Regions from separate parts of the Homo sapiens genome. Here regions 2, 3, 4, 5 and 6 are each linked to region 1. A link is a loop called in an ENCODE intact Hi-C map of the cell type or tissue named here. Cell type or tissue: GM12878. All regions are shown on one strand. Region 1 overlaps ANKRD12 (ankyrin repeat domain 12). Region 2 has its middle 110 kb from the start of NDUFV2. Region 3 has its middle 29 kb from the start of NDUFV2. Region 4 has its middle 19 kb from the start of RAB12-AS1. Region 5 overlaps GACAT2 (gastric cancer associated transcript 2). Region 6 overlaps RALBP1 (ralA binding protein 1).

Evidence for each region. Peaks named below come from ENCODE experiments on the same cell type or tissue, not always from the same donor. Only the 100,000 strongest peaks of a DNase experiment are listed, where the experiment ranks them.
Region 2: it touches region 1 in a loop (6-fold over the local background); 20 of 110 quality-filtered maps call a loop at or near these places.
Region 3: it touches region 1 in a loop (7-fold over the local background); 95 of 110 quality-filtered maps call a loop at or near these places.
Region 4: it touches region 1 in a loop (2.8-fold over the local background); 16 of 110 quality-filtered maps call a loop at or near these places.
Region 5: a loop joins it to region 1, with 3 times the contacts of the local background. A loop is called at or near these places in 28 of 110 quality-filtered maps.
Region 6: a loop joins it to region 1, with 2.8 times the contacts of the local background. A loop is called at or near these places in 14 of 110 quality-filtered maps.

Annotation. Positions count from the first base shown.
Region 1 is chr18:9,146,211-9,150,210 of GRCh38, reverse strand. The region is part of intron 1 of ANKRD12 (ankyrin repeat domain 12); the gene reads right to left. Among named protein-coding and RNA genes, the nearest start is that of ANKRD12, 11 kb to the right of the region's middle. In GM12878, a CTCF peak has its summit at 2,060 (motif pointing right); a DNase peak (open chromatin) is centred at 2,110; H3K4me3 peaks cover 501 bases; H3K27ac peaks cover 2,583 bases.
Region 2 is chr18:8,986,136-8,990,135 of GRCh38, reverse strand. No RefSeq gene overlaps it. Among named protein-coding and RNA genes, the nearest start is that of NDUFV2, 110 kb to the left of the region's middle. RefSeq lists an enhancer at 891-1,000. In GM12878, a CTCF peak has its summit at 1,686; a DNase peak (open chromatin) is centred at 1,718.
Region 3 is chr18:9,071,630-9,075,629 of GRCh38, reverse strand. No RefSeq gene overlaps it. Among named protein-coding and RNA genes, the nearest start is that of NDUFV2, 29 kb to the left of the region's middle. In GM12878, a CTCF peak has its summit at 1,844 (motif pointing left); a DNase peak (open chromatin) is centred at 1,829; H3K27ac peaks cover 612 bases.
Region 4 is chr18:8,653,063-8,657,062 of GRCh38, reverse strand. No RefSeq gene overlaps it. Among named protein-coding and RNA genes, the nearest start is that of RAB12-AS1, 19 kb to the right of the region's middle. In GM12878, a CTCF peak has its summit at 2,382 (motif pointing left); no DNase peak of the experiment used is centred here.
Region 5 is chr18:8,695,398-8,699,397 of GRCh38, reverse strand. It overlaps GACAT2 (gastric cancer associated transcript 2), which reads left to right. Exons shown (of 2, transcript NR_120598.1): 2 at 3,277-3,542. Among named protein-coding and RNA genes, the nearest start is that of MTCL1, 8.2 kb to the left of the region's middle. In GM12878, a CTCF peak has its summit at 2,474 (motif pointing left); no DNase peak of the experiment used is centred here.
Region 6 is chr18:9,514,412-9,518,411 of GRCh38, reverse strand. It overlaps RALBP1 (ralA binding protein 1), which reads right to left. Exons shown (of 10, transcript NM_006788.4): 3 at 1,109-1,567. It also overlaps the pseudogene RNU2-27P. Among named protein-coding and RNA genes, the nearest start is that of RALBP1, 41 kb to the right of the region's middle. In GM12878, a CTCF peak has its summit at 1,771 (motif pointing right); a DNase peak (open chromatin) is centred at 1,921.

The DNA.
Region 1 (4,000 bases):
AAGCTCAATCCAGTAAACAAAGGATTCATTTTTTATTGGTGCTGCTAAATATTATACCTTTCGGGAAACTGAGCCTGACAAAGAATTCAGAAGACTATACAAAATAAATACATTACAGGCCAGGCACGATGGTTCACTCCTGTATTCCCAGCACTTTGTGAGGCCGAGGCGAGATCACCTGAGGTCAGGAGGTCGAGACCAGCCTGGCCAACATGGTGAAACCCCGTCTCTACCAAAAATACAAAAATTAGCCGGGCGTGGTGGGCGCATGCCTGTAGTCCCAGCTACTCAGGAGGCTGAAGCAGCAGAATGGCTTGAACCCAGGAGGTGGAGGTTGCAGTGAGTCCAGATTGCACCACTATACTCCAGCCTGGGTGACAGAGTGAGACTCCGTCTCAAAAAAAAAAAAAAATAAAATTTAATAAATAAATAAATAAATCATTACAAATAGTCGGTTTGCTTTAGCTATATGTCTATTATTACTTTCAAAATTCCACAAAGGTAAACCTACAGGATAGAGTTCTATTTAGATAGTCCAATTGCCTGAAATAATAAACAACCGGTATCTACTAATCCTAGCCAAATCTAGGTAAAATACATTAGAAGGAAATTAGGAAAGTAAAAAATAAGCACTATAAAACTTGGGTTCTAATTGTAACTTGAAATTTCTAGTAAACTCTTTGGCTTTCAGTTTCCTCATTTTAAAATGATGTTCATTCCAATTCTAAAATTCTACTATTCTTTATCTCCCCCAACCATCGCTTTCCTTAATATAGATATCATGAAAAGTATGTTCAATAAACACTAGTCTAAATGAACTAATTCTCCTTAAAATGTCAAGAAAAATGAATTAAGTCTGTGATGTTAACTTATTTAAGTGTGGGTATTTCCTTTAGCTATCATATCCTAGTTTGCTCATGCAATTATTCTATCACTTAGCATTTATTAAACACTTACATGTCACATAATGGAACTAAGATGAACAAAACACAATCCTAGCCTGAAGGGAACTGACAGTTTTTAACAGAAAAAAGACAATTTAGTTACCATGCAGAATAATAAATGCTATGTAAGCAAGCACCCAATTTGGGTGCATGCGTACGGAGGTAGGGGTAGGGAATTTCAAGAAGAGGGAACACTAAAATAGAGTGTTGAGGATGACTCTGAGGCAGGTAGATATAGATGGGGCTGGTGTGGGAGGAGGATAAGCATATGCACAGGTGTACACACATGCCCACACACAAAAGCAGACCACAATGAAGGAACAGCAAAAAACTGAAGCAGAGTGGGACAGAAAATGAGGCTGAAGCAGGAAGGGATCTCATCATGAAGCCCCTTGTCATTGTGTAGTCTGTTCTTTATGGTAACAAAAAAGGCTTCTAAAAAAGTAGTGACATAATTCGAGTAGTGTGTTCAGAAAGGTGCCCTTGGTGAAACTCTGGAAGATGGACTTAAGAGGAATTACCTAAGACACAAGGAGACCACTTAAAGCACAATGACCAGATTGTGGCGGGGGGAGGATCACAGGGGACAGGGGTGGAAGAGTAAACAAGAACAAGAAGCCTAGAATGAAACCTAAGTTCTGGCTCCAGCAATAAATAAGTAAAATTGCTTTGGAAATAATTTAAGCAATTAGCATTTATCTGTTGTATTTATCTTCTAATAGTAATAAATAAACACCTCAAATTTTTAAAAAATAAAATTTTCATTACTTCATTAAATATTTACAAGACTTTAAAGAGATGTTTTTGACAACATGAAACATCTGATTGTAAAGGATCACATTCTAACAATACATTTAGAGTTTGTAAATAAATATGGGCAGTTATATTTACAATTATCTATTTGCCTAGGGTATCTTATACATACATACATACGTGTGTGTGTATATATATATATTTTTCCCTCCCTCCAGAATTGTTAAGGTAGGTATATAAAATATTCATCTGCAATTGAGAGGGTTGGCACAGATGACTTCTAAAGGTCTGAGATTTTTTAAATGAGTTGCTGAGTTTACTGACCTTCTGGCCCTAACAGGTTCTAAATTGCTGCAACTTCCATAAACCAGTAGAGGGCTGCAACAGCTCAGAGAAAATGGTTAGCCAGCTTTACTTGCATTTCTGGCACTGGGAGCAGAAAATACTACCAATGTTGAAAAGTAGAATCTAATAGCCACTGTATTCACTTCACTGTCAATAGGGAAAAAGTTTACAGGTTCTAAAAGGATTCTAAAACCCTGAAAACTAGAAAAATTCATAATTAAGAATTCTGCCATCTCCTTTCTCTTCTAGCAAAATGGTAAACTGTTTGAAGGCCAAGTAAAATTTCACAGAGTAAGTACAGTGAAAAAGCCAATCAAAATGAGTTGGCAATTCACCACTTCCTTTTAGACCTATTGCTCCACACAACTGATCTTCCTAAAATAATTATTTTGTTTGGTTCCTCTCAAATCTATACTTTATTAGTTTTGTTCTGCATACAGTGAAATGTTGAAGTTTAGCTTTCACTAGATTTCTAGGTACATTTCTACTACATACATAAATCTTATTTTCAACTCCTCTAGTCACACTGCTCTCACTACTATATACGATGTGCAACAGACTTAAGATGGAAGAGGTCAGGCTTCACTGAATAGGTCACAGTTGAGATGAACAATGAATAAATAAAAGGATTTAAATAGGTCTAGAGAAAAAGGAAAGTTCATCATGCTATTTTTTGTACCTTTTAAATTATCTAAAATATTCTAAATAAATTTTTTTGTATTTTATTTTTGCCCCCTCTGCAGCCCCCCACAAAAGATAGGCTATTGCAGCCAATCTTTGCAACATATTATAACAATTATAAATAAGGCTGGTGCTAATCTTAAGTATTGCTCACAGCTTAACCCCCAAAAGTGCCCTATCTCACTTTTACTGCTTTCTATAAAAATGACAGGCACGTACTTTAGCCTTAAATGAAAGGATTTTTAACTACTTAAATAATCGATATAGTTTTAACAGTGGTACATAAGATAAGTGAGATTGGGATAGGTCATTAAGAAACCAGAATAGTTTACAATAATCACTGCTTCTGCAATATAAGCCTGAGATCCTAAAAAAAAACTACGTCCAAATTCTTGATGCAGTTGTGGAGAGCTGCAAGTTGTGTCCCTACAAGACAGCAATCCAAGTAATAAATAAAGTATTTCTAACTTACATACAACATCATTTCCACCCTGATCCAATAATATGACGGGTAATAACACTGCTCAAATTACAGATTAAAATTGTCACTTCCATGACTATACCAGGACTGAATTGTTTAGGCCTTTTAGTCTTGAACTGCTACGTTTTTCTTTATCCTGCTCACTCTCCAACACAAACCTACCTCTTATAATATACACTAGATTTCAGAACAACTGTATATTCCAGGGCATTCAAAGGAAAACACACTTTAAACTGGTTTAATGTAGCAGTATATGTCACTGGTAGCTCTTCTGACCAAAGTCACTTAGAATTATAAACTGTTTTCCCTGCCAAAGCATGTTGATGAGAAGGAGAAATATGGTAATGAGGGACCAGAACAGAGTAATTTCACTGTATTCTAATAGCTGAAAGAAAGTAATGTGAAAAGGCTGGTACTCTGAAAACTCCAACATCAATGCAAAAGAATAAGCGTGTATTTGGTTGGTTTTTAATTTTTTTTTATTTTTATGGAGATGGAGTCTCACTATGTTGGCCAGGCTACTTTCAAACTCCTGGCCTCAAGCAATCCTCTCACCTCTGCCTCCCACAGTGATGGGATTGCAGGTGTGTGCCACTGTGCCCAGCCAAAACTCTTTTGTAGATGGAGTCTCACTATTTTGGCCCAGGCTGGGCTCAAACTCATGTTCCTCCCACCTCAACCTCCTGGAGTAGCTGGAATTACAGGCATGTGCCACTGTGCCAGGCTTGGTTTTATTTTTAAAATAGAACACTTTCTGACATATAACCACACAAATGTTTTTGAATCGGGGGAAAAA
Region 2 (4,000 bases), 160 kb after region 1:
CAGTCCCCTGCTGAGGAACCTCATGCAGGATGGTGCTCATAGCTGAAGGTGGAGAACCCAGGGCAGCCTGTCACTTACAACACAGCCAGACTCCCAAGAGTCAGCAAACCTGGCCTGGTGCGGTGACTCATGCCTGTAATCCCAGCCCTTTGGGAAGCCAAGGTGGGCGGATCACCTGAGGTCGGGAGTTCGAGACCAGTCTGGTAAACATGGTGAAACTCTGTCTGTACTAAAAAAAAAATACAAAAATTAGCAGGGCATGGTGGTGGAGGACTGTAATCCCAGCACTTTTACAGTACTGGGCGTGGGTGGTGGACGCCTGTAATCCTCAGCCTCCTAGCACCTGTAATCCTGGGAGGCTGAGGCAGGAGAATCACTTGAACCTAGGAGGTGGAGGGTGCAGTGAGCTGAGATTGCACCACTGTACTCCAGCATGGACGACAGAGCCAGACTACGTCTCAAAAAAAAAAAAAAAAAAAAGAGGAAGAGTCAGCAAACCAGGGACATTTTTTTCCTTGATGCCTCTACTCAGCCTGCTCCAGGATGGAGCCAACAGAACTCTTTGCTCCCTGCCTGCTGATCACTTTCCCCAAAATATGTGAACCAAGACACTGTTCCCAGGTGGTCCTGCCACCAGTCTGGCTGCAGCTCTCTCTTCCCCTCTTCCTCTCTCAGTGGTCAATCCCATTTCTGCCTTTGTTATATACAGCACCATTAGTTGACAGTCCTCCTCCTATAAGAGCAGATTTGAATGCAAATAACTACAATTCCCTGGGCTATTCTCTGACACTGGGGATCCTTAGATATACCTTGGGAGACACCAACTCAGAACGACTGAAATAGAACAAAAAATTGAAGCAGTTGCAATTTCACAACCTGGATGAGTGAATTGAGTAACCACCTCAAGCGAGAATCTGTGTGTGCACACACAACACAGCAGAGGACGATGCCCCTCGTAGAGTTGCAGTCTGTGGTTTAGAGAAACAGAAAATATAATCTGAAGGAAGGAGTCGAAAATGGCATTAGGAGACAGAAACAAAGAGGAGGGAGATGACACTTTGGCTGGGGAAATCAAGGGATGCTGGATGAAAGGAGGGTCATAGGCCTGGGGAAGAGGCCAATTGGGTTCAAATCCCAGCTTTGCCATGGACCAGCTCCAGGACCTCACTGTGCCTCGGTGCCCTTAACCACGTAGTGGAGGTAATCATACCTACCTCAGAAGATTGCTGTGAGAATTACATGAGAAAACACTCATAAAGCCCCCAGCACACGGCAAGTGTGGATTAAATGGAAGCTGTTGCTTCGCAAGTTTCATGGAGACCACATTTGATCTGGATATGGACATGTGCACAGGGAGGGTCCATGGCAGTATCAGGGACTCCCACAGGAAAGGGCTCTCAAAGGAGTAACAATCCCCTTCTTTTGTGCTGAGGAGGCTTAACGGTGCCAATCCTTAGTGGTACCAATTTTCAAAAACTTCTCTTTAAATGTAATAGGCCTTGGAATCAACTGCTAAAGAAAGCCACTAATTAAAAAAAAGGTAGGGCACACAGGCTTCCATTGTGGGAAGGACTATCCAAGTCTCATGGTCTAAAGGTACCCACCTGTAAGTGGGCAAACTACATTCAGGGGAAGTCTGGACAGACTTGCTCGGAGAGGGCATTTCTCCCCAAGGTGGCTAGGTGGCGATAGAAGCACGCTAAAGCAGCGACGATGTACCAATCCTGAGTCGGCCCTGCAGCTCTCAGGCTCCTGGTAGCAGGCATCCCCCACCCCACACACAGCCCACCAGCACCCCACATATCCCCACCGCCTTCCTCTCCTCTCATCCTGCCTTTCTGTCTTCAAATATTTCCTGAAAGACTAATATATCTCAGGCAAATACATGCACTAAGATGCAGAAATGTATGAAAAATTCTATAGAAATACCAAGCTTTACATTTAATATGAATGTTACGTTGTCACGTTTGAGAAATGCATATCTGTTAAGAAGTCTCATTAACACCCTAAAAGATCCCCTTAAAGCTTTTACCTACCAAACGCTGTTCAAAGTTGTTGGGACTATACTTGGTTTAAGAAAACACAACAAAACGTTTAACAGTAAGTATGGAAAGAGGACAGCTTTGCCAAAACACAGTCTTGAGTTCAACTCCTAGCTGCAATACCAACAGCAGTATGACCTCAGACAAGCTATCTGATCTCTCTGAGCCTCAGATTCTACAACTATAAAAGGTGATAGATCATTGCACGTATACGGATATGACATTTAGTAGGTGCCTGACAGACTGGAGTTTCTTGCACTGTGCTCTCTAGAGTAGGAAAAGCTCAGCATGTTGCTACCTGGGTAGAGAAAAGAGGGAAGTGTCTGAGCCAATGAGTAGAGACACTCTCTCTGCAGGCTCACCTGGGGAGAAACTGAGGGACTAAATGCACACAGCTCTGCACACATCAAACATCAGTTAAGCACCCCGAGCACTTGAAACTTTGGGGGAAAAGATAAAGGTAGTCTAAAATGTGCTTATTACCAAGCAAGAAGAGTTCAATCCAAGATTTTTCTTGAGTGCTTAATCTGGGTGAGGCCCAGGCCAGGCAAGAGAAGGATTATCACAAGCTGAGTGGGAAACTGTCCAGGTGGCGAAGCTTTGTGAGCAATGGTGTGATGCCTGGGCAAAGACAGAGTGGGGGCAGAGAGAGAGGAAATAGAATCGAGTCAGGAGAACTGTTCCCTTGTGTGCATGCCGTTATTAGTCATTTTTGTCAGCTGGTTTCTGGGTAATTGATGGCACAGGCTCAGAGTTGGTTGACGTGCACCGAGGGGGCACTCCTAGGGGAATCTGGGTCTGGATTGAGCCGCAGTGAATTTGACATGTAGTAAAGTACTCAGGAAATGCAGGTGCTCCAGAAGACCTCAGAAAGGGTTCATTTTAAGATTGTGAAGTTTGCTGTTAGAACAGAGCTGTGATGTGTAAGAATAAACTTGGACTTGTCCAGAGAGGGTTATTTCTCCCCAAGGTGGGCTCAGGACGCTTTGCTTGAGGGAAGGTCCAGTGTCACTATCTGTCACCCATGGGACTTTAGACAGGTAACTCATGACTTATAAAGCAGGGCTTGTGGTGGACAGAGTCCTAGGCCTTTCACCTGGTATACACGCCCTGGATAACCGCCTGCCGTGAGGGTGATGGGACCTGTGAATATGGTGGGACATCACAGCCATGATTATCTTTCATTGTATGGCCAAGGTGAAGGGATTCTGCCATTAGAGTATCCAATGAGTTGGTTCTGAGTTAATGAAGGGGAGGTTATCCTGGGTGGACCTGGCCTAGTCAGGTGAGTCTTTGAAAGAGGGTCCAGAAGTCACAGACAAATGGGAGTCAGGAATATTCTCCTGATGGCACTTATTTATTTATTTATTTAGAGATGGGGTCTCACTATGTTGCCCAGGCTGCTCTCAAACTCCTGATCTCAAACGACCCTTCTCCCTCAGCCTCCCAAAGTACTAGGACTGAAGAAGCAAACTGCCTTGCTGTGGAGAAAACCACACAGCAGAGAATGATAGGCAGCCTCTAGGAGCTTAGAGCAGCCCCAGCTGACAACCAGCAAGAAAGCAGGAACCTCAGTCCTATACCCGTCGGGAACGTTGGCTGCCATTGTAGCGGGGGCAAGCCATCTCTGGAGCCAGCCACTAGTGGGCTTGGACGAAGACTTCAGTGACATGAGATGAGATGAGATTACAGCCCAGCTGACACCTTGCTGGTGTCTCAGCCTTAAGAGACACTGAGCAAGGGACCCAGCTGAGCCATGCTGGACTCCTTGACCCATGGAAACCGTGAGATAATAAACGGGTCCTGTTTTAAGCCACCAGGTTTGTGATGATTTGTTACATAGCAATAGAAGGCTAAGACAGGACCTGTACTGCCTACTTTGCAGAGTTGTTTGAAGATTAGGAAAAAAGTATGTAAAGTACCTGGCACGTAGAAGACTACTAATAAATGGTAGCTTT
Region 3 (4,000 bases), 75 kb after region 1:
CTCTTCACGCCCTCCAGCTCATTCCCCACGTGCAGATGAAGAAAAAGCAACAAAGAGCATCTAGTACATTGAATGCCTGGTAAAAAGGCATCCTCTTCCTCATCAACATGTATGGAGCATTCATGGGTACAGGCTTCAGGCCCACAGAAATGAAAGGCAAATAGCTTGAGTCGGAATCAATGATTAGTTCTTCCCCGGCTCTGTGACTGCGTAGATGTATGGTCTTACATGGAGAAGTTTGTATCTTAGAGTCTCTATAGATGCCCCACCCATTTCATACATCTATTAGGAATACGAAAGGTGCAGAGGTAAGTGAGAATGCTTCTTATGCTATAAACCTGTGAACCACCACATGGATGTGAGTTACTGTGTGGTGTAAAGAATAACAAAAAATATTAGATATACTGGTTTTGCTGTTTTTAACAACTGAAAGTGCTACTATTAGGTGTCTTACTAATTGTATTCACAGTAAGAATAATGAGCAACTTGATCTTTCTACTTTGAGAAGAATGCTTAATTATAGATAAGAATAGGTAGAAGTGACCTAAATTCAAAAATATTTCCAAAATCAGCAATTCATGGTCAAGATGAACTTAGCACTTAAATTATGTGACTCATTAGTAATAACTTTCTAGGTTGTGCCATACTAAAATTCATGTTTTTCTCTCATAGTTATGTATTATTCTATAACAAAACACTTTTATTTTTCTGTTTGTAAAAGTAATATGTATTCATAAAGATTCAGATGATATAAAAATGTCATAAATTAGCAAGAGAAAATCATTTATAAATGTCTTCTCTTTAGCTACTTCAAAAAATATTATAAAATAAGTAAAACTTCTAAGTTAATATAAAGAAATTTTATGAACAAGCGTTACCTGTGGGGATTTTAATCTCTCATACATGTGGTTATTTCAAAAGAATATGATCACATTGCATAAAATGTACATTTTTGTTTATGATACATTTCTAACTTATCAACTATTAGTTCTTGCAGGGAAAATGTCTTGCCAATATGTACTTGAGAAGACCATCCTTTTCAGTTGAACAACAAGAACCAAAATGTTAATCAAATATGTCCAGTGACTTTACAATTTGCAGAGCAACTGAGAAATATAGAAATTGGGCTGGGCATGGTGGCTCACGCCTGTAATCCCAGCACTTTGGGAGGCCGAAGCGGGCAGATCACGAGGTCAAGAGATTGAGACCATCCTGGCCAACATGGTGAAATCCCATCTCTACTAAAAATACAAAAATTAGCTGGGTGTGGTGGCACGTGCCTGTAGTCCCAGCTACTTGGGAGGCTGAGGAAGGAGGATCACTTGAACCCGGGAGGCAGAGGTTGCAGTGAGCCAAGATCGTGCCACTGCACTCCAGCTTGGGCGACAGAGTGAGACTCTGTCTCAAAATAAAAATAAAAATAAAAATAAAAGAAATATGAAAATCGTTAGTAATGGGAATGATGTGAGGAACTCAGTATTTTTAAGCTGTTAGATGGTAGGGGGCGAGAGATAAAACCTTCACGGCATATGCTTACCTTGTAGATCATTAATAAATACAGGCAACACTATGGCTCTGACTTTACACAGCAACAGTTCATCTACATTGCCACAAGGAAGTAGCCAGGGATATTACTAATTTTAAATACCAGCCCGTCAGCAAGAATGAAGCTGAAATTCAGGGCTGTTCCAAGAAAGGGCAGAAACATGCCAGGAGCGCTGAGTAAACTTTCAGTCTGAATCCATGTGAATTACTGGGGAGTCCTGGATTTCGAAATTCTTTTGCGGTTCACACCACCCACGTGTCAGTAAACAGGCTAAGGCTAAGGCTACTCCTGTTCTATATTGCCACCTAGTGGATAATGATACCCGCGTTCCTTCGTGCATTTGCTTCAGAGAGACTTGCCCTAGTTAGCAAACCAGCTGATGAATATTATTTGAGACACAAATGAACTAACCTTTGAGTTTGTTTCCTTTGGACTTTGAGATGTCTGTTTACTGAAGCGAATGTGGCATTTCATCATCTTCGATCAGCCTGTAGGAAAAAATAAGCAGCATTTATAAATGGCATCTCTTCAAGAATTAAAAATGCATAAAGGTGGTAATATTTCCACTGAGTAGCCGTCAGTAATTAAGTTTTTAAATTTCTCTTTTTCTCCTTCTCTGTCTTTCCTATTTACTTTTGAACCTTTAATTACTATACTGTGTCATTTCAGGCAAAACAATGCTAGACCCAGGCTTCAGGTTCCATTGTTGTAGAAACAACGTATTAGTGGATCCTGATATCAATATGAGCAGCATCAAAAAAAGGAAAGATCTATTTTATTTGTTTATTTATTTATTTGAGACGCAGTCTTGCTCTGTCACTCAGGCTGGAGTGCAGTGGCTCGATCTCGGCTCACTGCAAACTCCGCTTCCTGAGTTCAAGTGATTATCCTGTCTCAGCCTCCTGAGTAGCTGAGACTACAGGCACGCACCACCACACCTGGCTAATTTTTGTATTTGCAGTAGAGACGGGGTTTCAGCATGTTGGCCAGGCTGGTCTCGATCTCCTGACCTCGTGATCCGCCCACCTTGGCCTCCCAAAGTGTTGGGATTACAGGCGTGGGCCACTGAGCCCAGCCTAATTTTTGTATTTTCAGTAGAGACAGGGTTTTGCCATGTTGGCCAGGCTGGTCTCAAACTCTTGACCTCAGGTGATCCGCCCGCCTCGGCCTCCCGAAGTGCTGGGATTACAGGTGTGAGTCACCACACCCGGCCAGATCTATTTGAAATGATTTGAAGAGGCCAGGCGTGATGGCTCACACCTGTAATCCCATCACTTTGGGAGGCCGAGGCGGGTGGACCACCTGAGGTCAGGGGTTCGAGACCAGCCTGGCCAACATGTCGAAACCCTGTCTCTAGTAAAAATAGAAAAATTAGCTGGGCGTGGTGGTGTATGCCTGGAATCCCAGCTCCTTGGGAGGCTGAGGCAGGAGAATCGCTTGAACTTGGGAGATGGAGGGTGCAGTGAGCCCAGATCACACCATGGCACTCCAGCCTGGGTGACTGAGTGAGACCGTGTCTCAACAAATAAATTAATTAATTAATTAAATAAAAAATGATTTGAAGAACCTCTTTACTGTTTTCCACTGTATGGTCCCACTTACCGGAGATATCTAAAATAGTCAAACTCATGGAAGCCAGGAGTACAATGGTGATTGCTACTGGGGAAGGCTGGGGAAGGGGGAATGGGGAGTTGTTCAAGGGGATACAATTTCAGTTATTAAAGATGAATAAGTTCTAGAGATCTGCTGTGCAACATTGTGCCTATAGTTTACAACATTGTATTGTACACTTAACCTGTGAAGAGGATGGAGCTCATGTTACGTTTTTACCACTTTTTTTTTTTTAAAGATAATTAAGGAAGACTATGAACAAAAATAAAAAAAGAGAAAGATTAGACTAGAATCTAAAATGTCAGAAGGGGCTGGGCATGGTGGCTCATGCCTGTAATCCCAGCACTTTGAGAGGCTAAGGTGGGTGGATCACTTGAAATCAGCAGTTCGAGACCAACCTGGCCAACTTGCTGAAACCCTGTCTCTACTAAAAATACAAAAATTAGCTGGGTGTGGTAGTGCATGTCTGTAATTCAGCTACTAGGGAGGTTGAGGTGGGAGGATCACTTGAACCTAGGAGGCGGAGGCTGCAGTGAGACAAGATTGCACCACTGCACTCCAGCTGGGTGACAGAGTGAGACTCCGTCTCAAAAATAAATAAAATAAAATAAAATAGAACAAAATGTCAGAGTGCTTCTCACAGGTAGAGTAAGTGTTGCTCTGTGAAACTTCTGTTGCACACATGTGTATTTGTGTATACTGAGGCATGATGTAAAGGGCTTTTCTTTCTGTAGGTCAAGTTCAAAAATGTTTAGAAGCTTCTGTTCTATTGTTCTAAAAAATCAAACTAAAGCTAAAATCCTCCTTGTATTTCAAATGAATTAGGTTTTCTTGTATATAAAC
Region 4 (4,000 bases), 490 kb after region 1:
AGTGACCACGGCCAGTGTTAACTTTCTCTGTGAATTCATCCGAGCAGAAAGTGAGCAGAACCAATGTTATTATTTCCAAAACAGTGAAAACAAGGCCGAGGTTCTGTGTAGTGCCTGTCTGGGCTCATTTGGTATCAAATCATTAGCCATATATGAATCGTTCCTTTTTTTTTTTTTCCTTTTGAGAGAGACTCTCTGTCACCCAGGCTGGAGTGCAGTGGCACGATCTCAGCTCACTGCAACCTCTGCCACCCGGGTCCAAGCGATCCTTCTGCCTCAGCCTCCAGAGTAGCTGGGATTACAGGCACATGACACCATGTCTAGTTAATTTTTTTGTTTTTTTAGTAAAGACGGGGTTTCACCATGTTGGCCAAGCTAGTTTCTGATCCAAGTGATCTGCCCACTTTGGCCTCCCAAAGGAATCATTCTTATTATGCCAATCAATCATTTAGACCACAATCTAAAGGAACACTCTATGGGAAGATGCTGCAAACAGTTGTCCGGTAAAACACAAAGTCACATATTCATTGGATTGAGTTTAACTTGAGCCTTTGATTCTTGGAATGGCTCCTAGCAATGGTGTTGGCATCTGCTACTCTCTTCCAATGACTGTCTAGGGAAGCCCAGCTGCCAAGGAAGGAGGCTGAGCATACTACAGCTTCCTGCAACAACACGGGTGACTCCCACAAACATCGTGCTGAGCAAAAGAAGCCGACCTGAAAGAGCGCTCCATGTATGGTTCATTTCTGTCAAGTTCACAACCCAGCAACCTAATCCAGGGGGTTAGAAGGGCGTGCAAGGGCACTCTTGAGGTTCTGATCCTTTTCTTGTCCCGGGCGTGAATACAGTCATCGTGAGGAAAATTTATCAGTTGAACAACTCATGATTTGTGTTCTTTTCTTTATGTATGTTATACTGCAACGACAGCTTACCAATACAAAACAGAACCAAACCAAAACCCCCCAGAGGAACTCGCCCTTGAGAAGCCCTGGTTCCCCCAGCCCAGAGGACCCTGGGCCCCTGGGAGCCACAGCTGGCTTCCCTGATTGTTCCCCACTAAGAGGCCAGGAGAGAACTGTCTTTTTCTCAACTCTTATTTCTTACCACCTGCCCCTGCTCACCCCACAAAGGCCTCTCCAAGCATACCCTCTGCCTAATCTCCATTGCCCAGGAGAGAACTGGAGCAAAGTTAGTATCCTTTCCTGACTCCCTAAACCTAATCATTACTTGCCTATCATCAGATAGCAAGAGAAATCATGCTCTCTTCTAGCTGGTGTTAGTTAGATCCCAACTCTATGGTATCCTTGCCCAGGCTATCTACGTACAGAATTCATTAGAGCATCTACTCGATTCTCCCTCTTTTTCCTTTGCAGAGACTTTTTGATACTCCCTGCTTTTTTGCTGCTGACACTGCACTTGAGAGTGCTGAATCTTCTTCTTCTTCTTCTTTTTTTTTTTTTGAGACGGGGTCTTGCTCTGTTGCCCAGGTTGGAGTGCAGTGGTGCGATCTTGGCTCACTGCAACTCCACCTCGCGGGTTCAAGTGATTCTCCTGCCTCAGCCTTCCAAGTAGCTGGGACTACAGGTGGCTGCCACCCCACCAGCTAATTTTTGTATTTTTTGTAGAGACACGGTTTCACTGTGTTGGCCAAGCAGGTCTCGAACCTCTGACCTCAGGTGATCTGCCCTCCTTGGCTTCCCAAAGAGCTGGGATTACAGGCATGAGCCACCATGCCTGGCTGAGTCTTCTTTAAACACTTTCCCAATCTTGTGAGGACAGTGCCACTTTGTGGAAAGTGGCCCTTGGCTACCCCTGTCTTTTGTGGATTCCTTATCTACGACCCTCCCTGCTGTGTCACTGACAGACCCCCCACTCCTGTCCTCAGCAGGTCCTGTGATATATGCCAAGGTCACGAGTCACAATCTTTGAGTGTAGTCCATGACTAAAGTTTAAAAAGCAAATGCCAAGTAGATTTAGTGAATAAAATACAGTTTTGTCTTCCTTAAATGGCACCTAGAAAAAAAAAGCAAACAATAAATGTTATCAAAAGAGTTACCTTTAAAAATTATTGTACACTGTCTACATTTAACATTTCTTTGTGCTTAAAATTCTTCAGCCTTCTAATTAGGGAAATTCCCCTGAGTTCCAACTGAATTCATTGTGTCTGTTCAAATTGCAGCTAAAATGTAGGGCATAATTTTTAAAATTTACATTCCTCTTCTAAATTATACCACATCCACATATTCAAAGGATCTATTTTAATTATGTATGTTTTTTAAAATAATAAAGATTCTAATTTAGAAATAATTGTACAACGTATAAATGATAGTCTAACCTGAATTTTTTATCATTCGTGCTCTGCCTCCTCCTAGTGGAAATTTTGTATAATTGCACCAACTCCTCAGCGATTATTATAACACCAGGATTATTTAGAGTCCATATAGTTTCCCAAGAGATTTGAGGTGGCTTAATGAACATACACACTATAAAAAAGTAAACTAAATAAGTTGAAATGCAGGTTTACAGTGTATTCACTAAAGGTAATAATGGATTCCATGAGAGGTTTCCTAAAGTTGTTTCATTTTGGATGAAGGCATGACACCAAGTCAGAAGACAATTCCTGGAGTCAAGACCATGGGTTTCTTCATGCAGCTGTGTCTGAGCTGTCTTGACCTGGGAAATAATGCTAAAAGAAAAGAACAGAGAGTATGACTTTCAAACTATGCTCCACGGGATTTTCGATAAAGTTGAGCAGCAGGTATTTGAAGCTGGTATTCAATTTCAACAGCTTGGAGTGTGGGCAATTTGTGTAGCTGATTAAGAGCAATCCGTATGTTTTAAAAGCACCAAACAGATGGTAGGACTGCTGTCATTTCTGGTGGAAAATTAAGAACCTAATGAAAATGCTAGATTCACGAGATGACCAGCCGGGTCTTAGTATTCAATTTATTCACAATCACTTGATACTTCCATTGGCTTTTGTCAAATAGGCTGTGGTAAGTTATTTTGGGATCAGTCATGGGGGGAAAGAGAAGGAAACTGACAAAGCAACAGATATTTAAAAGAGCAGGGACTATGTTAGTAACCTTCATTTTGCTATCTCCCTTATTGTCACAACAATTCTATCAACCTACCTCACAAAGCCAAGTGGGGTTAGGACTTTGCTGAAAGAAAGATTTCTCCCTGTTTTCTTCTAGAGGATTTTTAGCTTTAGGTGTCATGCTTAGGTCTATGATCTTTTTTGTAGAGAGTGCAAGGCGTAGATTGAGGTACATTTTTTTTACATATGAATATCTAATTGTTCCAGCTATTCACTGAAAAATCTATCCTTTCTCCATTGAATTGCCTCTTTCCAAACTTGTTGAAAGTCAATTCACCATATATGTATGACTCTATTCTGTTCCAGTCATCTGTATGTCTATCCTTTCTTCTCCACTATTTTTTTTCTTTTCTTTCTTTCTTTCTTTCTTTCTTTCTTTCTTTCTTTCTTTCTTTCTTTCTTTCTTTTTTTTTTTTTGAGACAGGGTCTCACTGTGTTGCTCAGACTGGTCTTGAACTCCAGGCCATCCTTCTGCCTCAACCTCCTGAGTAGCTGGGACTACATGCACGCACCACCATCCCTGGCTTATCCCTTATGCCTTGATTACTGTCGATTTATAGTTAAGTCTTGAAATTAGATAGTGTGGATCTTCCAACTTTGTTGTTCTTCAAAATTGCTTTAGCCTTTCTAGTTTATTTGTTTTTATATATAAAGTTTAGAATTAGCTTGTTGATTTCTACAAAAAATCCTGTAGGGATTTTGATTGGATTGGTGTATCTCTCTCCACTTGTTTAGGTCTTTGATTTTTTTAATCAGAATTTTGTAGTCTTCAGCGTGTAGATCTTACATATATAATTTGTTGTGTGTGTAGGTGTGTGCGTGCTGTTTAAATAGTACTTTGAAAAAATCCAACCTTCAAGTGTTTATTGATAGTAAATAAAAATACAATTAATTTTTGTA
Region 5 (4,000 bases), 450 kb after region 1:
TCCATCTCAGAAAAAGAAAAAAAAAAAGAGTCATCTCTCCTGCTACAGGACTTCCAAGTAAGAGTCCTCTGAAACATTCACGTGGGTAAAAAAATCTGTTTATCATTATCTAAGGCTAGAAGTACATGTTTTACACATAAACACAATACTTTTACATATAAAGCAGTATTTTTTAAGTTTTTAAAATATTTTTTAAAAGTTAATATAACTATTAATTGACAAATCATAATTATCATAATTACATTGACAGAGTACACCGTGTTGTTTTGATATATGTATACTAAAGCAGTATGTTTTTAGGGTTGTTTTACCATCAACTGAATTTTTTTTTAGGAATGAAACCACAGTAGAAATCAAGACTGGGCTGGGCACAGTGGCTCACGCCTATAATCCCAGCACTTTGGGAGGCCGAGGGCAGTGGATCATTTGAGGTCAGGAGTTTGAGACCAGCCTGCCTAACATAGCGAAACCCCATCTCTACTGAAAATACAACAAATTAGCCGGATGTGGTGGCACATGCCTGTAATTCCAGCTACTCGGGAGGGTGAGGCAGGAGAATCACTTGAACCCAGGAGGTGGAGGTTGCAGTGAGCCGAGATCGCACCACTGCACTGGGTGAGAAAGGGAGAGTCTGTTTCAAAACAACACAAAGAAAATAAAAATAAAATAAAGACTGCATTTTATTTGGAGATTTTCAATGCATTTTTTATCTTTGATCATTGCATTGAGGGAGTGCCACTCAAGGGACTGGAGTCATGAATAGAACCCACCTGTATTTGTCCGTGTTTTAGCAGTTGCTTCTATGTAGAGCATCTGACTACTTCATTATATATTTTGTAGTATATATGTACCTAAGCTTTATATATTGAAATAGATATTATTTTGTTATAAGTTGGTTTCTTATTATTTCTTTTTTGTATTACCATTAGAGAAGTATATCAGTTTTTAAAAATATACGGTTAGGGGAGTGACAACCACAAGTAGTGATTCTCATTTCAAGAAATTAAATGGCTACAAAACTGGTGTCCAGAATATATAAAGAACCCTTGCAACTCAGCAATAAAAAGACAAGTAACACAATTTTAAAATGTTCAAAGGATTTGAATAGACATTTCTTCAAAGAAGATATATAAATCACCAATGAGCATATGAAAATGTACTCAACTTCATTGGTCATTAGAGAAATGCAAATAGAAGTCACACCCATTAGGATGGCTAAAATAAAAAAAGATGAACAATAACAAATGTTGGCAAGTATGTGGAAAAATTAGAACCCTCATACACTGTGGATGGGAATGTAAAATGGTGCAGACACTTTGGAAAGTTGGCTATTCCTCAGAGATTTACCATATGACACAGCAATTCTACTCTTAGGTGTATACCCAAGACAATTAAAAAGATATATACAGGCCGGGCGCGGTGGCTCAGGCCTGTGGTCCCAGCACTTTGGGAGGCCGAGGCGGGTGGATCGCGGGGTCAGAAGATCGAGGCCGTCCTGGCTGATACGGTGGAACCCCGTCTCTACTAAGAGTACGAAAAATTAGCCGGGCGTGGTGGGGGGCGCCTGTGGTCCCAGCTACTTGGGAGGCTGAGGCAGGAGAATGGCGTGAACCTGGCGGGCGGAGCTTGCAGTGAGCCGGGATTGCGCCACTGCACTCCACCCTGGGCGACGGAGCGAGACTCCGTCTCAAAAAAAAAAAAAAAAAGATATATACACAGAAAAACTTGTACATAGATGTTCATAGTAGTATTCCAATACACATGCCCATCAGTAGATGAATGGATAAGCAAAACGTGGTATATTAATAAATGAAATATTATCCAGCCACAAAAAGCAATGAAGTACTGATACATGATCCAATATGGATGGACCTTGAAAACTATACTAAATGAAAGAAACCAGCCACAAAAGGCCACATAGTACATGATTACATTTGTATAAAATGTCCAGAATTAGCAATTCCATAAAGACAGAAAGTAGATTAGTAGTTGCCAAGGGCTGAGGGAAGGAGGAATGGGAGTGACTGCTGCTAATGGGTACAGGGTTTCTTTTTGGGGTGAGAAAAGTGTTCTGGAATTACATAATGATGATAGTTGTATAACTTTGTGAATATACTAAGACACACTGAATTGTATCTTTTAAAAAGTTAAATTTTATGGTACGTGAATGATACCTCATTAAAATAGTTACATGAGAAAAAAAGGCAAAATACAGGGTATAATTCAAGAATTTTAATTTTTAAATATAAAGTATTTATAGCCAAATTTGATTTACTTTTAAAATATGTCTTATTAAATAGTTTAATAAAAGCAAAACTGTTCTAGCAAAAAAAAAAAAGAAATTAAATGGCATTTGTAAAAAAAAAAAAAAAAAAAGCAGGTGGGGCTCTGGGGCTGGCAGGGTTGAGAAAGAGACAGCTCCTGCCCCGAGAGAGCCGCGATGTCCCGGAGGGTGCCCCCTTGTGGTGGCTTTTGGGATGGCACCCTTCCCCACTGGGATAAAATAGAATCTATTATGGAATGGTCAGCCCCACGGTGATGGGTGTATGTATAATTTAAAACAGCCTCCAGGTGGTTCTAAGAATCTTCTTTCATCAGAGGAGGCAGAATTCCCTTATACAACCTTTTGGCATGTTTGCTACATGTTTGCAACCTTTTGGCATATTGCCTTGAAATTGAACATTTGAACTCTTTTTCTCTTAAAACATAACTGCTAAACTTTCAAAAATTATCCTGGGATTCTAAGCTTGTTGCACAGGAAAAATACGTTGTTATGTAAGGAAAACTAATCAAAGTTCTCTACCTTTCCTGGTCAGCAGCATGTGTTTCCAAAAAATTTAAGAGAAATTAATGGGTTAATTGAGAACATTCTACATCTCACCATGTTTGCTCTTATCATAATTCACCATTGCTGATTTCTCTACCTACAGAGTTGCTGAACCTGGCTTGATTTTCCCATAGAACTGAAGCCTGAGGAACTTATATTTGTTTTGTCTGAGTTTCTTTCTCGGGAAACCAACCATCAGGGCTCCCAGATAGTATCAGGGAACTGAAACTTTTCAGATGATGGCATCCAGTCATGAGATGCACCTGCTGCCTGTTGACCAATTCCTCTTCTTTACCTCTCTCTAACCCCCTGCTATATAAACCCCTAACTTTAGATAGTTAGGGAGATAGATTTGAGACTGGTCTCCCATGTCCCAGCTGATGTCACCTGCATTAAAGCCTTTCTTCCCCAGCAATACTCATCATCTCAGTGATTGGCTTTCTCTACAGTGACAACTGGACCTGGCCCGAACCCCTGGCATCTGGCAACATTATTACCTGTCGAAACAGAAGTAGAGATTTGAAATAGAGGATGCCTGTTCCCATTTCCTCCTGCTGTCTGGAAGGAAGTCTGGCTTTCCAGCCCAACTCTAAGCTCATCTTTACATACAAAATAAGGGTATGTTTACATGGAAAGCAAAAATAGAACCATGGATTTACAGAAGGTTCCATAGCAGCAAATAACAGTGCTTATGAAATAAACATTTTAAATATTATTCCTGTGTAAAATTATTGTCAGGCATACTTTACCAATGAAGAGATAGAACAATGTGGGTTCTATGCCTGGACACAATGATTTGTTTAGTGACCTTGCACAAAATAGGCTCAGTCTTCCTGGGCCTTAGAGGCCTTGTCTATAAAATTAAGGAGTGGAATTTAAATAAGCTTTAATATTATTCCCAGCTTTATGAATCTGAGTAAGGTTGACTTAAAAGTGTTATTTTTATTACTTTTTACATTACTTTTTTTTTGAAATGGAGTTTCGCTCTTGTCGCCCGGGCTGGAGTGCAGTGTCATGATATTGGCCCATTGCATCCTCCGCCCCCTAGGTTCAAGTGATTCTCCTGCCTCAGCCTCCTGAGTAGCTGGGATTACAGGTGCGCGCCACCATGCCTGGCTAATTTTTTGTATTTTTAGTAGAGACAGGGTTTCTCCACGTTGGCCAGGCTGGTCT
Region 6 (4,000 bases), 370 kb before region 1:
TTTAGATACCCAATCAAAACACATTCTTTCCAAGTATGAAATTTAATTTGTATACATATGGAATAAAGATAAATAGAAAATCCATTTTGCTAATATACGTAATAGTTGCATGTAGCTGACCAAAGCATTCACATGTGGGGCCTAAACATTTACTGCTTCTTGGTCTTTTGGCTAAAGTTGGGTGTAGTATCTGTTCTAGGATTTCTGGAGCAGGGAGATGGAACAGAAGCTTGCTTGGACCACTCCATGTATTGACCGGGTACTGCACTAACTCTAAGAACCGCGCACCAAGAAAACCAAAACCAAAACCATGTCATGCCTCTTAGCTGAGCTAAGGAAATGCATTATATGACTGTGTCCATAAACGTGTCTCTTGGCCAAGAAGCTTCCTTCACACAGTTAACCTTTCTTTTCTTGCTGATGGCCCTCATACCACTGAGCCTCTGCTTAGAGAGGAAAGAAAAAAAAAAAAAAAAAAGCAGGCGCCTGGGAGTGGTGGCTCACTCCTGTAATCCCAGCACTTTGGGAGGCCGAGGAGGGCAGATCATCTGAGGTCAGGGGTTCGAGACCAGCCTGACCAACATGGTGAAACCCTGCCTCTACTAAAAATACAAAAATTAGCTGGGTGTGGCGGCAGGCGCCTGTAATCCCAGCTACTCAGGAGCCTGAGGCAGGGGAATCGCTTGAACCCAGGAGGCAGAGGTTGCAGTAAGCCGAGATCACGCCACTGCACTCCAGCCTGGGCAACAGAGCGAGACTCTGTCTCAAAAAAACAAACAAACAAAAGAAAAAAAAAAGCAGGGTCTGAATGCAGCCCTGTTAAGCAATGCTGCCAGTATACTTCACTTTGTTTTAGTCCTGGCTGCTGCAAGCTATGAACAACTAACGTGAAATCCTCCTAATGGAAGGAAATATTAAAAAAACAAATGCCAGAACACCAAAGAAAGGCTGGGGAGAGGGGTGGATTTTTGTGCAACTGGTAGGATCAAGGAAATGAATAAGGCTTAGGATCCAGGCCAAATTTTCCTCACAATAATTTTTCTTCCTTCGAAAAATGAAACTGAAGTTATTATTAAAAACCATCAAGTGAAGTGCACATTCCCAGTACCTGATACTCTGTAGATGCCTTCACACTTCATGCCATACTTCTCTACGTAATCTATACATTCACGGAAAACGGCTGGCAGCCGAATGCCATCATACATCATGGTCCTCTCTACTGCATCAGCCAAAGGAATTCCAAAAATGGGTTTGAGATTTGGAACATCAATCTGAGGCACCTCTGGCTCCTGAATTGGCTTTTTCTTTTTCTTCTTTTCCTTCCACTGTTTAACAACATCAGCTGCTGTCAAGTCTTTTGACTTCTTCTCTTTATGTTTTTCTTCTTTGTGCTTTTCTTCTTTATGCTTTTCTTCTTTGGGTTTCTCTTTTATTTTAAAATCCTTTTCCTTCTTTTTAGAAAAGCTGGGCTTCTTGAAAACATGGATTCCCTTGGACCTCTTCATTTTAGAAGGACTTTCTGCCTCATCTCCAGAGCTATCTTCCTGAAAGGCTGCATAGCCTTCAGCTGCCAAAGAAACAGAGACAGTATAAGTTATATGTTTGTTTAATGTCAAACTGTCCATATGCTTTCTAAAAACAGAACCAAAAAACGGTGCCACCTGGCACCAGCTAATCTAGCTTTTCACTTCTTGGCCAATTCCTCCTGGGCACTCCCAGCAAAGAAATGGGTTTCTTCTCAAAAAGAGATGTTGCAGTGACATCTCTTGACCACAAGAGGGGGACAAATAGATAGCAGTTACCATCCTTACAATATTAGGAGGGGAAACAGGGTTTATATTACATATGTGTGTAAGTGGAATTCAGGCAAACCAAACATTAGAGATACACCTGAAAGGCTCTACATAGAGGGCTAATGGAATGAATCCTTTTCTAAAGTAGACCGAGCATCCTTTCATCACGTGAGTCGTGTCCTCTAACATACTACGGGTTGAGTATCCCTTATCTGAAATACTTGAGACCAGAAGTGTTTCAAATTTCAGATTTTTCTGGATATTTGCATTATACCAGTTCAACATCTCTAACCCAAAAAATCTGAAATCCAAAATGCTCCAATGAGCATTTCCTCCAAGTGTCATGCCAGTGCTCAAAAAGATTCAGATTTTGTAGCATTTTGGATTTTCGGAATAGGGATACTCAACCTGTGTTCACTTTACCTACCCTAGCTTTTCCAGCTAAGTGCTGCCTAGCCTATAACTTTAGGCAATCTCAGAGAATGACGAACTGCACTACTGTTTATGTGTTTCAGTTATTCTCCTATGACACTTCACTCTCCTGTCACCAGCTGCTAAGTTCTTTATGGAGACTGCAGCAGGAACTGCAGACTCTTTTAAGTAGAGGATTGAACTGAGAAATTCCCTCATCTTTAGATGGTGGCCAAATCCACTGGGCCCACTTCCCTGCATCAGAAACCTCTGGTTTTTCACACACTGACAAATGTGCCCAATTGCTTTACCAACCATGTCAGAGTTGTCATAGTTTGGTTTTGTTGTTTTTTTTTTTAATATCTGTAACTCTCCTAATTCTTTTCCTTAGCTAGCTACCTTGCAAGCTATTATATAAAAGATAACAGCTATTTCCTAAGTTACCCTCTAACTAAAATACCATGTACCCCACACCAACCAGAATGGCAAGAATCTTAAGGACAAAATACCATGATGCTTTAGCAAGTGGAATATTCATACATTGCTGGTGAGAAGGTAAACTGGTACAAGCATTCTGGAAGACTGTTTTGCAGGGATCTACTGAAGCTGAAATACACATGGCCTACAAATGAGCAATTCCACTCCCAGGCATAAACATAACAGAAATACAAAAACATGTACACCACAGAAGCACTATTCATAACAGTCAAAAACTGAAAACCACCCAAACAAGCAACAAAAGTAGAAGAGATTAATAAACTCTAACATATAATGCAATGAAACAATATCTAGTGCAAAGATGAACAAATTACTGCCACATGGAATAACATGAATCAATCTAACAAACATGTTAGGTTAAAGCTGCCTCCTCATGTATTTTAAGTTTGGCCTAAAGGTTTCTCCGAACATAGGGAACTGTAACCTAACTGGATGTGTACACAGACTGTAATCTACTCTTGTACCAATTACAGAGTTTTGGCCAATCACAGGGGGGCAACTGTTCAAACTGCTCAAATAAGGCTAATGCCATGCTATAACCAATCCAGCTGTTTATGTACCTCACTTCTGTTTTCTGTGTGTCACTTTACATTTTCCGTCCATAAATATTACGTGACCATGTGGCAGCCCCAGAGTCGCTCTAAATCTATTCTGGTTTAGGGGCTACTGGATTCCCTAATCGTTCTTTGCTCAATTAAACTCTGTTAAACTGGCAAGGCAGGGTGGCTCACACCTGTAATCCCAGCACTTTGGGAGGCTGAGGTGGGCAGATCACTTGAGGTCAAGAGTTTGAGACCAGCCTCACCAACATGGTGAAACCCTGTCTCTACTAAAAATACAAAAATTAGCCAGGCATGGTGGCGGGTGCCTGTAATCCCAGCTACTTGGGAGGCTGAGGCAGGAGAATCACTTGAACCTGGGAGGCAGAGGTTGCAGTGACCCGTGATCACACTATTGCACTACAGCCTGAGCAACAGAGCAAGACTCTGTCTCAAAATAAAAACACAAAAGAAAAAAAACCCATTAAATTTAGTTTGTCTAAAAGTTTTACTTTTAACATATAATATTGGGTAAAAGAAGCTAGACACAAATAGAAGTATGCGTAAGTTTAAAATCAGGCAGCATCAATCAACAATAAAAGAAGTTTACTTATGGGAGGGGTAGGTGATTCCCTTTAAAGAGGCACAAAAGAAAATTGATAATGCTCTATTTCCAGATCCTTGTAGTGGTTACACAGGCATACCCACTCATCAAGTTGTATACAATTTGTGTACTCTGTGTAATTCTTCAAAAACAAA